Regions from separate parts of the Mus musculus genome. Here region 2 is linked to region 1. A link is a contact called in ENCODE Hi-C or POLR2A ChIA-PET data. All regions are on one chromosome and are shown on one strand. Each heading gives the region's core, a stretch centred on a gene start or an enhancer-like site at or near the end of the contact. The rest is flanking DNA. Distances are from core to core; before and after follow the strand shown.

What was found. Hi-C counts contacts between places; a loop is a spot of excess contacts on that map. ChIA-PET counts read pairs that join two places held with the same protein, here RNA polymerase II (POLR2A).
Region 2: a loop to region 1 is called in a map of left cerebral cortex, with 2.2 times the contacts of the local background. The contact joins the enhancer-like site here to the promoter of Nmnat2 in region 1. A Hi-C loop is called at or near these places in 1 of 37 maps with a recorded cell type or tissue (left cerebral cortex). POLR2A ChIA-PET finds 5 or more read pairs at or near these places in 1 of 5 experiments (embryonic stem cell).

Annotation. Positions count from the first base shown.
Region 1 is chr1:152,953,384-152,958,809 of GRCm38, forward strand. It overlaps Nmnat2 (nicotinamide nucleotide adenylyltransferase 2), which reads left to right and starts at 1,718. Exons shown (of 11, transcript NM_175460.3): 1 at 1,718-1,810. The coding sequence starts at 1,726.
Region 2 is chr1:153,052,919-153,057,603 of GRCm38, forward strand. The region is part of intron 1 of Nmnat2 (nicotinamide nucleotide adenylyltransferase 2); the gene reads left to right. Among named protein-coding and RNA genes, the nearest start is that of Nmnat2, 100 kb to the left of the region's middle. Within about 2 kb of position 1,821, at least 2 of the 3 ENCODE cell types and tissues checked have a DNase peak (open chromatin) inside an H3K27ac peak, as active enhancers do; they include left cerebral cortex, where a contact is called at or near this core.

The DNA of each region.
Region 1 (5,426 bases), core at 468-2,967:
GTAGGAATTGATTTACTATTCAGCAAAAATTAAGAAATATGAACCGCATGCCTGCCAGAAACTCTTAGATAAGAAGTAAGGAGCAGTGCTAATGCGGTGGCTGAACAGGCAAAGGTACTCACTACCAAGGCCGATGGCCTGGGTTCAACACCCAGTTCCCACAATGCAGAAGGAGAGAGCTGACTCTTGCAAGGAACTGTTCGTCCAAGAAGGCAATACTTGTGCTTCTGAATCAGGAATCTAATTACTGGTTCTGTAATGCATCCAAAGAGAACAGTTGTCCGGTCTTCAAACCTTTCCTTTCCCCCTATTCATTTTTCAGAGTCTTAGCCCATTCATTTACTAAACTCAAATTTTAAGGCGTTTCCCCAAACGTCTCTATATCCCATCCATCCGCAAAGACTAAAAGCTACAAAATCTATGGTATCTATCCTGCCCTGCCTCATCTCCCTGCTGCTGACTCTCTATACCCAGCAGTCCCAGGACAGGACCACCTGCCCAAGGCTGCCAACTTTCTCCTAATTCTTATTTTCCTCTTGGTTCTTTTCCTCCCAACACTCAGAGATCTCATAAAAATGTCAATTACATGGTACTCTCTGTCTAACGATTTCAATGGCCTCCTTTTGTTATTCCACTGTAAGTCAGTGACTCATAAGAACTTCCTGTCCATTATCCTAAACCCATATGATGACTGGGTGCACATTTCTCTACTACTGTTTGCCCACCTGTCCAGGACTTTTGGTTATATGGCCCTCCTTTCATGTTCACAAGCACTGGAAGCCTGTCTCCGGGTCTCTGTACCAACAACTTCTTGTCTAAATAGGCCTGCCTTAAATGTCGTCTAAGCCAGAGAGGCTTTCTCAGACTCCGTCCAATCTGCTCTGTCAGACAGTGAGTTAATTCAGTTATCATTCGGGGTCCACAGCAGCATCCAATAGAGAGTGAGCATCAAGAAGTAAGCATAGAGTGGTGACTGACTCAACTTGGACAGCTGATGTAGGAATTTCGTAATACTTAGCCTTACTAATTTCCCATTCATATCTGCCCAAACCCATAATTCAACCCACACAAAGGACCAACATTAGCAGAAGGGCTTTCTTAGTAGCCACAGGTCAAGATTTGGATTCCAGTCAATAGTTTAGAATCACTAAATAAGGGAGGAGAACAAAACAAAACAAAAAATCCGAAATGAACACTATTGAAAAGAAAACCTATCATTTGTCACTTTAAATATTAAAGCTCATGAAAAAGAAAATTCATAAAATCAAACATTTTTGAAGTCGGATATGTTAGGGAATGTAGACAGGGAGAGAAAAAGTGAGTCAGGAAAACGAAATTTGACACAGAGAGAACATAGCCAGCAACCACGCTGTAAGGATGCCAGGGTACCACTCCTTTCCTTGTAGATAAAGTAAGATGCAGTGAGGTGGGGTGGAGAGGGTAGAAACAATAGGGTCAGGAACCAAGACCAGTGACGCAAAAGAAGCTAGAGAGGAAGTAGGACTAAGCAGAGCCAAAGGGAGAGCAATACAAAAGCAGCCTTGGATCGAGCCGGAGTGGCAAGCGTTAAAGGGAGGCGGGGAGTGACGCGGTTTGCGTCTAGAGCGGCTCCTTGGAGTCCACAGCATCCACCGCCGGAGCCTCGCCTTCCTTTCTCCGTCTGCAGACATATCGAGACACAAAAAGAGGCAACCCCTGGATCAGTGCGAGAGACCTCATCCCATCATGACCGAGACCACAAAGACCCACGTTATCCTGCTGGCCTGCGGCAGCTTCAATCCCATCACTAAAGGGCACATTCAGATGTTCGGTGAGTCCTCCCGCCCACCCCGGAGGCTGCTTCCGCTGCTCTACTCTCGCCAATATCAGGGCTTTCCAAGGCGATTGAGCAGGAAGGCGTGCGCCCCTCCGGAGGGGTGCGCCGGCTGATCAGGCTGGTGCCAGGTCAGCCCCAACTATCCCCGCTAGCACGAGCCGACGCAAACTGCGTTTTTTCCAGGCTTCTCTAGCGTGGGGCCAGATCGCCTCGCCGAGGGCCAGGGATGGGGGAGGTGCGGGGCTGGGGGGTGAGTGTCCTCTGGGGTGGGGTGGGGGCGCCTGGTTAGAGCCCTGGAGTGCGGTGGTTTGAGTACTTGGCGGGCAAGGGTGGGGATAGGGGCAGAGGTTGGGGTGCGAAGAAGGAAGGAGAAGGGCTGAAGATAACGTGCTGTTTGTTTAGGATGGGCAGAAAGCTCGAAGGAGTTAAATGTGCCTCGGAGACACAAACACTCGCACACGACACACCAGTGGCAGGGACTGGGGCTTCAAGGAGACTAATACTGGGCTTGGCTGGCGGTTCCAGGAGGCTCAACGGACAATGTTTGGAGATTGTAGCTTTGGTGGCCCAGAGCGGTGGATGTTGGCTAATGGAGAGGGAAGGGTACCACTGCCCCGCCGAGGTTTGGCTCCGGCTGCCTTGGAAAGGGGAGGGGGCGGGGCGACTGCTTCGGGAGGTGGTCCACGAGCCGGCGAGATGGATCCCGGCCCAAGTTGGCCAAGGTTCTGCCCAAGGCGGCGATGACAACCGGCATCCTTGCGGTGTGAGTGTGAAGATGGATATTTGAATGTGCGTGAGAGCTCGTGTGTGGGGTAGGGACGTGTCTTCACGAGTTTGTTTTTTGAGGTTCGGGACGTACAGTGAGAGGGGGAAAGCTCAGGCGTCTCGGGTGCGTGCATAAAGGTCCAGCAGAGAGGCAGGAAAGAGGTAATTGTCCACGCAGGTTGAAATTTCTCGCCGCCGGTGCGGAAGCCACGCCGCTCGAAGGCTACTGCTTTAGGACCCAAAGGCGCAGGGTGTGTGCGCGTTTAGACCCCTGAGAGGGGGACGCGGGGTCACTTTAAAAGCAGAAATTGAGAAGTTATAAGTTGGGGTGATTTTTCTTTTCCCCTGGGACTCAAGGAAATGAGTAAGGGAGAGCCAGGGCTCTGGGGATGGGAGAAGGGCAGGGTGAGAGTCCCTGACCCGGCCCTGCGGTGAGGCGCTCTCCACAGGCGGTGGTGCTGAAACGCAGAGCGCTGCTACTGGCTGCGGGCACACGTGTTTGCCCAGGTCTGGAGGACTGCCAGAGCTTTCCTAGGCTGTTTAATGAAAGCCACAGCATATCCGTGAAGACCACCCCAAATGCATAAGCCAAAACTCTTTCCTCTAACCCTAAAAGATTATTCTGCACTGGGCCTTACGGCTAACAGGACAACATTATAAAACTACCCTGCACACAGGACAGGTTCAGTAGCCACCTTATGGAACGGGGAAAGTTAGGACGTCTAAGAAGCAGCCATTCCTTCTGCTTTATTCTGTAAGCTTTTAAAAGTGTTTATTCAGAAATGTCGCCAACTTGCCTGTTAAACAGGGTGCTTTGTTCCAGCATTAAGGTAAACCAGCAGCAAGGTAGGCCACATCCCCAGTCTTTTGAAGTAGCAGCAACCTGGGCAGCCACCACTTTTAACCTTCTTGTGAGTTCAGTGCCTTCTCTTCTACTCTTCCTCCTCATGGCTCACTTTCCGTTGGCAGTCGTTTGCTAATATTGTTTCCCTCCCCCTTGGCCAGGCAGGATCGGGCTTCCTTGGGAACTCTTTGGCTTTAGGAGCCTTTAGTGGGAGAGTGGGTGCTCCTCCTTTTTTTCAGGGACTAAGGATGTGGAAAATCCCACTTGCTGTAGGATTAGAAGTGGGTCAGATTTTGATTTTGATGGAGAGCAAGGGCATGGGACTGCAGCTGGAGAGTTTGGTAGCAGCGATAAGGGCGGTTACTGAGGGAATGCTGGCCAGACAGTTCTCCTGGAGCTTTGGGGATAAAATGTGAAAGCAGGCAGGGGTGGTAGCAGAAGAGTTTTGTGGATGGAGACATTTGACAGTGGCCATTAGTCACTTCCCATTGGCACCGAGGACCAATCAAGAATAGCTGTCAAGAACGCCTTTTTAAGTGTCCATTAAGTGTAACATAAAGAAACACAGGAAAAAGGCTGTGATGTGGGTTCACTCTGGGTGGAAGGAGCTTACCACCTAATGGAGGCATTTCCAAAGTACAGAAACATGTGAAGAAGAAGATGAGATAGATATCAAACCGTTTATTGTGGAATCTCTTATCGGTATCTTTGAGCTTCTGTTGCATTTTGAAAATTATTTTTGACATCTATTTCATTATTATTTGTGATTGTGCATGTGTGTGCATGCAATGTGTATGTATGTGTGTGTGTGCATGCATGTGTGTGTATGTGTGTATGTGTGTGAGTATGCATATGTGTGCATGAGTGCATGTGTGTGCATGCACGTGTGTGTATGTGTGAGTATGCATGTGTGTGTGCATGAGTACATGTGTGTGCATGCATGTGCTACAGCTTTCATATGAAGGTCAGAGGGCAACTTGTGAGAATTGCTGCCCTTCTACTGTGTGTGAACTGGGTACTGAACTCAGGTTGTCAGCTTTGGTAACAAGCGTCTTTGCTTTCAGAGACATTTTAGCAGCCCTATAAATTTTTTGTTGTTTTTTTAATTTCATATTTTTTGAGACCCTGTCTCAGTTTTATTGTCCTGGATGGCCTAGAACTTACTATGTGGATCTGGCCAGTCCTAAACTCAGAGAGATCTACCTCCCTCTTCCTTGTGAATTGGTTTTATTTTGTTTTATATGTTTTGATAATAGATCTCACTCTTAGCCCAAGCTGGTCTCAAAGTCATGTTAATTCTCCTGCCTCGGCCTTTGCAAGTACTGGAACAGGCATGAGCTACCATGCTTGGCTTTATAAATTACTTTTGTAGGGCAGTTTCTAGTTAAAGGCTTTTCATGTATGTTTTGAACTTGTCATATTAACAACCTATCAAGACAGATATCGGCACCATCTCTTTTGCAAGTGGGGAATTGGTTTTCGGAGATTGAGCAGGGTCTCAAGGGCCCTAGGCTGGCCTCAGCATGGCTGTGCAGTCAGGGATGACTTGAGCCTCTCACCCTATTACTTCTGCCTCCTGAATGCTAGGATTACACAGGGACACCCAGTTCTGAGTTGTCCTGAGCTTCACCTCACAGATCCCGCTTACAGACACTGCCACAGTGCATGAGCTAGGAAGAAGTGCTCAGCTAATTTGGTTGGTCATCTTATGAGCACTATTCCCTTTAATTGTATCCTAATTAGAACGAGATTGACCATCAGCTTACTGAACTCTTGGGGGCGTGTTTCCTTGGGAGCTCTTTCTCAAAAAAAAAAAAGAAAAAGAAAAAGAAAGAAGAGAAAAGAAAGAAAGAGAAAAAGAAAAAAGAAAGAAAGAAAAGGAAAAGAAAAGAAAAGAAAAGAAAAGAAAAGAAAAGAAAAGAAAGAGGACAAGCTACCCACCTATTTTCTTTAAAAAAATGACTTTAAGGTTTTTCTCCCCAAGAATACATAAGTACTTAA
Region 2 (4,685 bases), core at 571-3,070, 100 kb after region 1:
GCCCAGCATCACATCGCTAGAAGGCAGGCAATAGAGTCAAGATTTGAACCCAGTTATTTTGGGAGAACCTTGGTGGAATCTCATTCTGTTGGCCCAGATTTTAAGCCACTTGTCAAATGTTGGCCCCTTTTTTAGGGAGAAACAGGATTAGATAAACTGTTAGGAATGTGTCTTTTTCCTCAGGAAATGTACAGTGCAATATACATATATATATATGAAACCGTGCCACAAAACAAACAAACAAACAACCTGGTACTGAGCACCCTGTCAGACACAGCTCATTTGTCCTCATAATGACCCTTGAGAAAGCCACTCCTGACATCATCTCCACGAGGAGCCCATATATATACTTTATATATATATAAAGTATCTCTCTACCAAATAGTATAACATGAAGCTAGGGGAGAAAAAAAAAAAAAAAACAGTAAAGTCAATTTGATGAGATCAATTTGGGCTGACTAGATAGCTCCAGGGGGTGAGGGCCCTTGCAGCCAAGCTTGGTGCCCCCGAATTCCATCCCTAAGACACACCAGGTGGAAGCTGAGAAACAATTTCCACAAGGAATTCCTCCAACGCAGTGATGTGCAGGAGTGCCCCCACTCCGCATGCAAACTAACTAACTAACTGACTAACTAACTAGCTAGCTAGCTAACTAACTAGCTAACTAAGGTGTAGTAGGGGGAGGAGTGGGATAGACTATGAAAACTCTCCATGCTTTCTGTAACTCGATTGTAAGTGGAAAAAATTAATTTTATATTCTTATTTCATATCTTGCGTGTGTGCACAAACACGCAGTGTATATGCGTGTAGTAAGACGGCTTGTCAGAGTCAGTTTTCCCATCCCATCCTGTGACTCTCAGGGACCCAGCTCAGGTTACAAGTTTAACCGCAATGCTTTTATCTTAGAGCCGCCTCCTTTGCCCAAGTCTGAAAATTTTTAAAAAAATAAAATAAAAGAAGCCCCTGGTTTCTCTTCCTTTGAGCCCTCCCAATCTTGAGAGCTCACTCTCATTTTCCCTTAATAAGTCTGGATTCATTCTAAAAATGAAAACCAACCCAAGCCTATGACTGATGTGCCTAAAAAAAATTGGTTTTTTTTTTTTTTTTTTTTTTTTGCTTTTTCTATTTCATAGTGTTTATAAATTTCTAAATTTATCATGGCTAAATTTGACAGACTGTGAGGAGAGATGTGTGCCTGCATCGGGAGGGGACCTTAGATGAGGCTCATTTCTCAGGCGCTGGGAACAAAAAGGAGATTTCATGGCTGTCAGTCATCCGGGCTATAAAGTGGATCCCACTGAGAAGGAAGAGGAGGCCCTGTCTTGAGCTTGGCTGGGGACAAGCCTCTTTGTCCGCTCCCCCACCGAGAAGTAAAAAGAGGTCCTTGCTGTTTGAACTTCCAGGAGAAAAAAATAAAATCCTTACCAGCTGAGCGGCAAGGAGCCAGAGCAATAAGTTTTGCCTGGTTATTATATAACGTAATTCTGGATGGGGGAAATACAAGACTGCTTAGAAATGCTTTCACTGCTGGTGGCCCTAATCATCCCCTTAGAGCTCTTCATAAAGAACCAATTAATTAATTAATTAGGACTTGTGAGGAGAAAGGGTCTCTCCTGGTCCTCAGCCAGGAATTCCCGCCATGGCCCTGGCTCCTCACTCCAAAAGCCTGTTCTCTGACTAGCAGCCACAGAAACCATTTCTCTGTTGGAGCAGGAGGGTTTCTGAAGTGTAGGGGCTGACAGGACACTGGCCTTTGCCTAGTTGAACAGTGAGGAAGTCGGGCAGAGCTGGGGAGCAGGGCTCACACAACCCTTCCTGCAGGCTGGAAAGCTAACCAGGGACCTTGGCGCCCAGCCACTGCAGTCTCCCTGTGAAGGAAACACCTTCACCAGGCAGAGCGTTTGTCATGCTGGTCCTTGGCTCGGTCACTTTTTCCAATAGTATTCTTCTGTGCTAAAACCAGGGCAGGATGAAATACTAGCCCCTTGCTTCCTATCCTCTGGGGCCATAATTCTTCCACCTGCAATAATATCGTTAGTTACTGCTGGTCCTTTGCTTCATGTATCCAGAAGAGGCTTCATCAACCTTGGATCCATCAAAGAACAGAATTATAACAATTTAAGAATCTTTAGTTTTTGAAATGCCATCACTACTTTATTTATTTATTGTGTGCTGGGGGACAGGGGTATACACACATGCTACAGCAGTCCACGGAGGTCAGAGGACAGTTTGCCTCGTGGGGTTGGTTCTCTCTTTCTACCACATGGGTCCTAGGGATGGAACTTGACTGCAAGAGCCTTTGCCAACTGAGCCATCTTGCTGGCCCCAGTTTGCAGATGTTAACTGGCCTTCTTTTCAGTTCCAGAGCCCAGTAACGTTCTGGTCCACAAAATAGAAGTATTATGATGAGCCAAGTAGATGAAGTTGGATTATAGACAAAAAGAAAGAAAAAAAGCCAGAAGGTAAATAAGGGGGTGGGGGTGATAGGTGGGTTGTTTCAATATAGCACAGATAAAGGGAGACTGAGAAAGTCAAAACTGGCAGGCCTCAGCTACTTCCTTTTCTGTGAGGAGACTGGAGCAAAGGGACACCAGTGGTGCCTACACACCTACTGCTAGGGAATGTACTTGATCCCCTGTCCCTGCTTTCTCAGGCCATATAAACACCCTGCTTGCAACATGGATGATATGGAACTTGGAACTTTGCTGTGAGTAACTTAAGAGTCTAGTCAGAAGCCGGGCATGGTGGCGCACGCCTTTAATCCCAGCACTCGGGAGGCAGAGGCAGGCGGATTTCTGAGTTCAAGGCCTACATGGTCTACAAAGTGAGTTCCAGGACAGCCAGGGCTACACAGAGAAACCCTGTCTCGAAAAACCAAAAGAAAAAAAGTCTAGTCAGTGGGGCCCAGCACAAGAGCCCTATCCAAAACAACGACACTGGACATCCTGGGACTTTTAGGGGGGACGAAGGTAATCAGGATTGAACCCAGAGCCTCATGCATGCTATCGCCAGCCCCTCCTTTTACTTAAGAAGATAAATTTTGAGAAGGGTTTCCATAAGTTGTTCAGGTTGTCCTTGAACTTGAGATCTATCTTCCCAGCTCAGCTTCCAGAGCTCAGCTGAGATTACAGACCTCTGAGGCCAGGCCCATGTTGGAACAGTTAATTCTTTACTCTGGGTGCTATCCAGTCTATTACAGGCTGTTCAACAGTATCTGGTGGCCTCCACCTGGTAGGTGTCAGGACCTACCCATCTTGTCACAACCCGGAACATCTGCGGATGTTGCCAAATGTGCTTCTGGACTCAGCCAACTCTGGCTGAGGATGTTGAGTCTGGAACCTCTTAGGGACAGTCTTTCCAGTCTTCTTAGGAAAGTTCTGGAAGGTGGAGGGGACCAGAGAAGACTGAATGCACCTGATTCTAACTGGCCTAATGCAGGGAGAAGTAGTTACGATTCCATGTCTGAGGCATTCTGAAGACATGGTTTGCTAGATGACAGTTTAGCGTTCAGAGTGTTGGGACTAGAGGGACACCACACTGACTCTTCAAGAGCTTTTATTTTTGTCCTGTTTGTTAGTTTCCTTTCCTTTCCTTTCCTTTCCTTTCCTTTCCTTTCCTTTCCTTTCCTTTCCTTTCCTTTCCTTTCCTTTCCTTTCCTTTCCTTTCCTTCTTCCCTTCTTCTTCCCTTCTTCTTCTTCCCTTCTTCTTCTTCCCTTCCCTTCCCTTCCCTTCCCTTCCCTTCCCTTCCCTTCCCTTCCCTTCCCTTCCCTTCCCTTCCCTTCCCTTCCCTTCCCTTCCCTTCCCTTCCCCCTGCCTCTCTCCCCATCTCTCTTCTCTGTCTGTCTGTCTGTCTGTCTGTCTGTCTGTCTGTCTGTCTCTCTCTTCCTCTTTCTTTCTTTTTTTTAGACAGGGTTTCTCTGTGTAGCCCTAGCTGTCCTGGAACTCACTCTGTAGATCAGGCTGGCCTCAAACACACAGAGATCGGCCCGTCTCTGCCTCCCAAGGGATGGGACTAGAAGCATGCACCATACGCCAGCCTGTTTGTTAACTCTGAGACATGGTCTACAAGTGTAGTCTGGTCTCCAACTTAATATATAGTCAGTCCAGTTATGTCTCAAACTCACAGCCATGTCCTGAGTGCTAGAATTCCAAGCCCAGCTTCGTGGAAGGAGTTTTTGAAAGCAGAGCTAAGGTCCTGAAGTGCTGGAAGCTAAGCTACAGATAGGAAGGCCTGGCTTGACAGGCTGACTTTAGTCAATTAGAAGGAAGAATCTGGCATCCTAAAAATGTGTTTTGGAACATCTGTCTGAGCCCCACCTAGGTGACTCCCCAGATTTATCTAGTCCCTCCAGCTTTCTCTTCTAATTAAAACCCCCTTTAGGCAGAAAGTCTTAGAGTCCTTTTACATTTGAAGAATGGAGCATGGGTCACATGGGGCAAATGCCCCAGACTGCCAAGTCAAAGGTGTATACTTTATCTTAAGAAAAGTGCTGAGATGGTTCACTTGAGAAATGACCTTTGCAGTGCCTTTAATTAGTCTGAAAAATGGTCCGGCCTGCTGCAACTTTAATTCCTGGAAGCATGCTTTCTACTGGACTATGTACAGATGTGCTCTCTGGTGTCTCCTCTTGCCTTTTGAGATTGGGGAGATAGTGTGACCACTTATTTCACACTGTGCACACTTT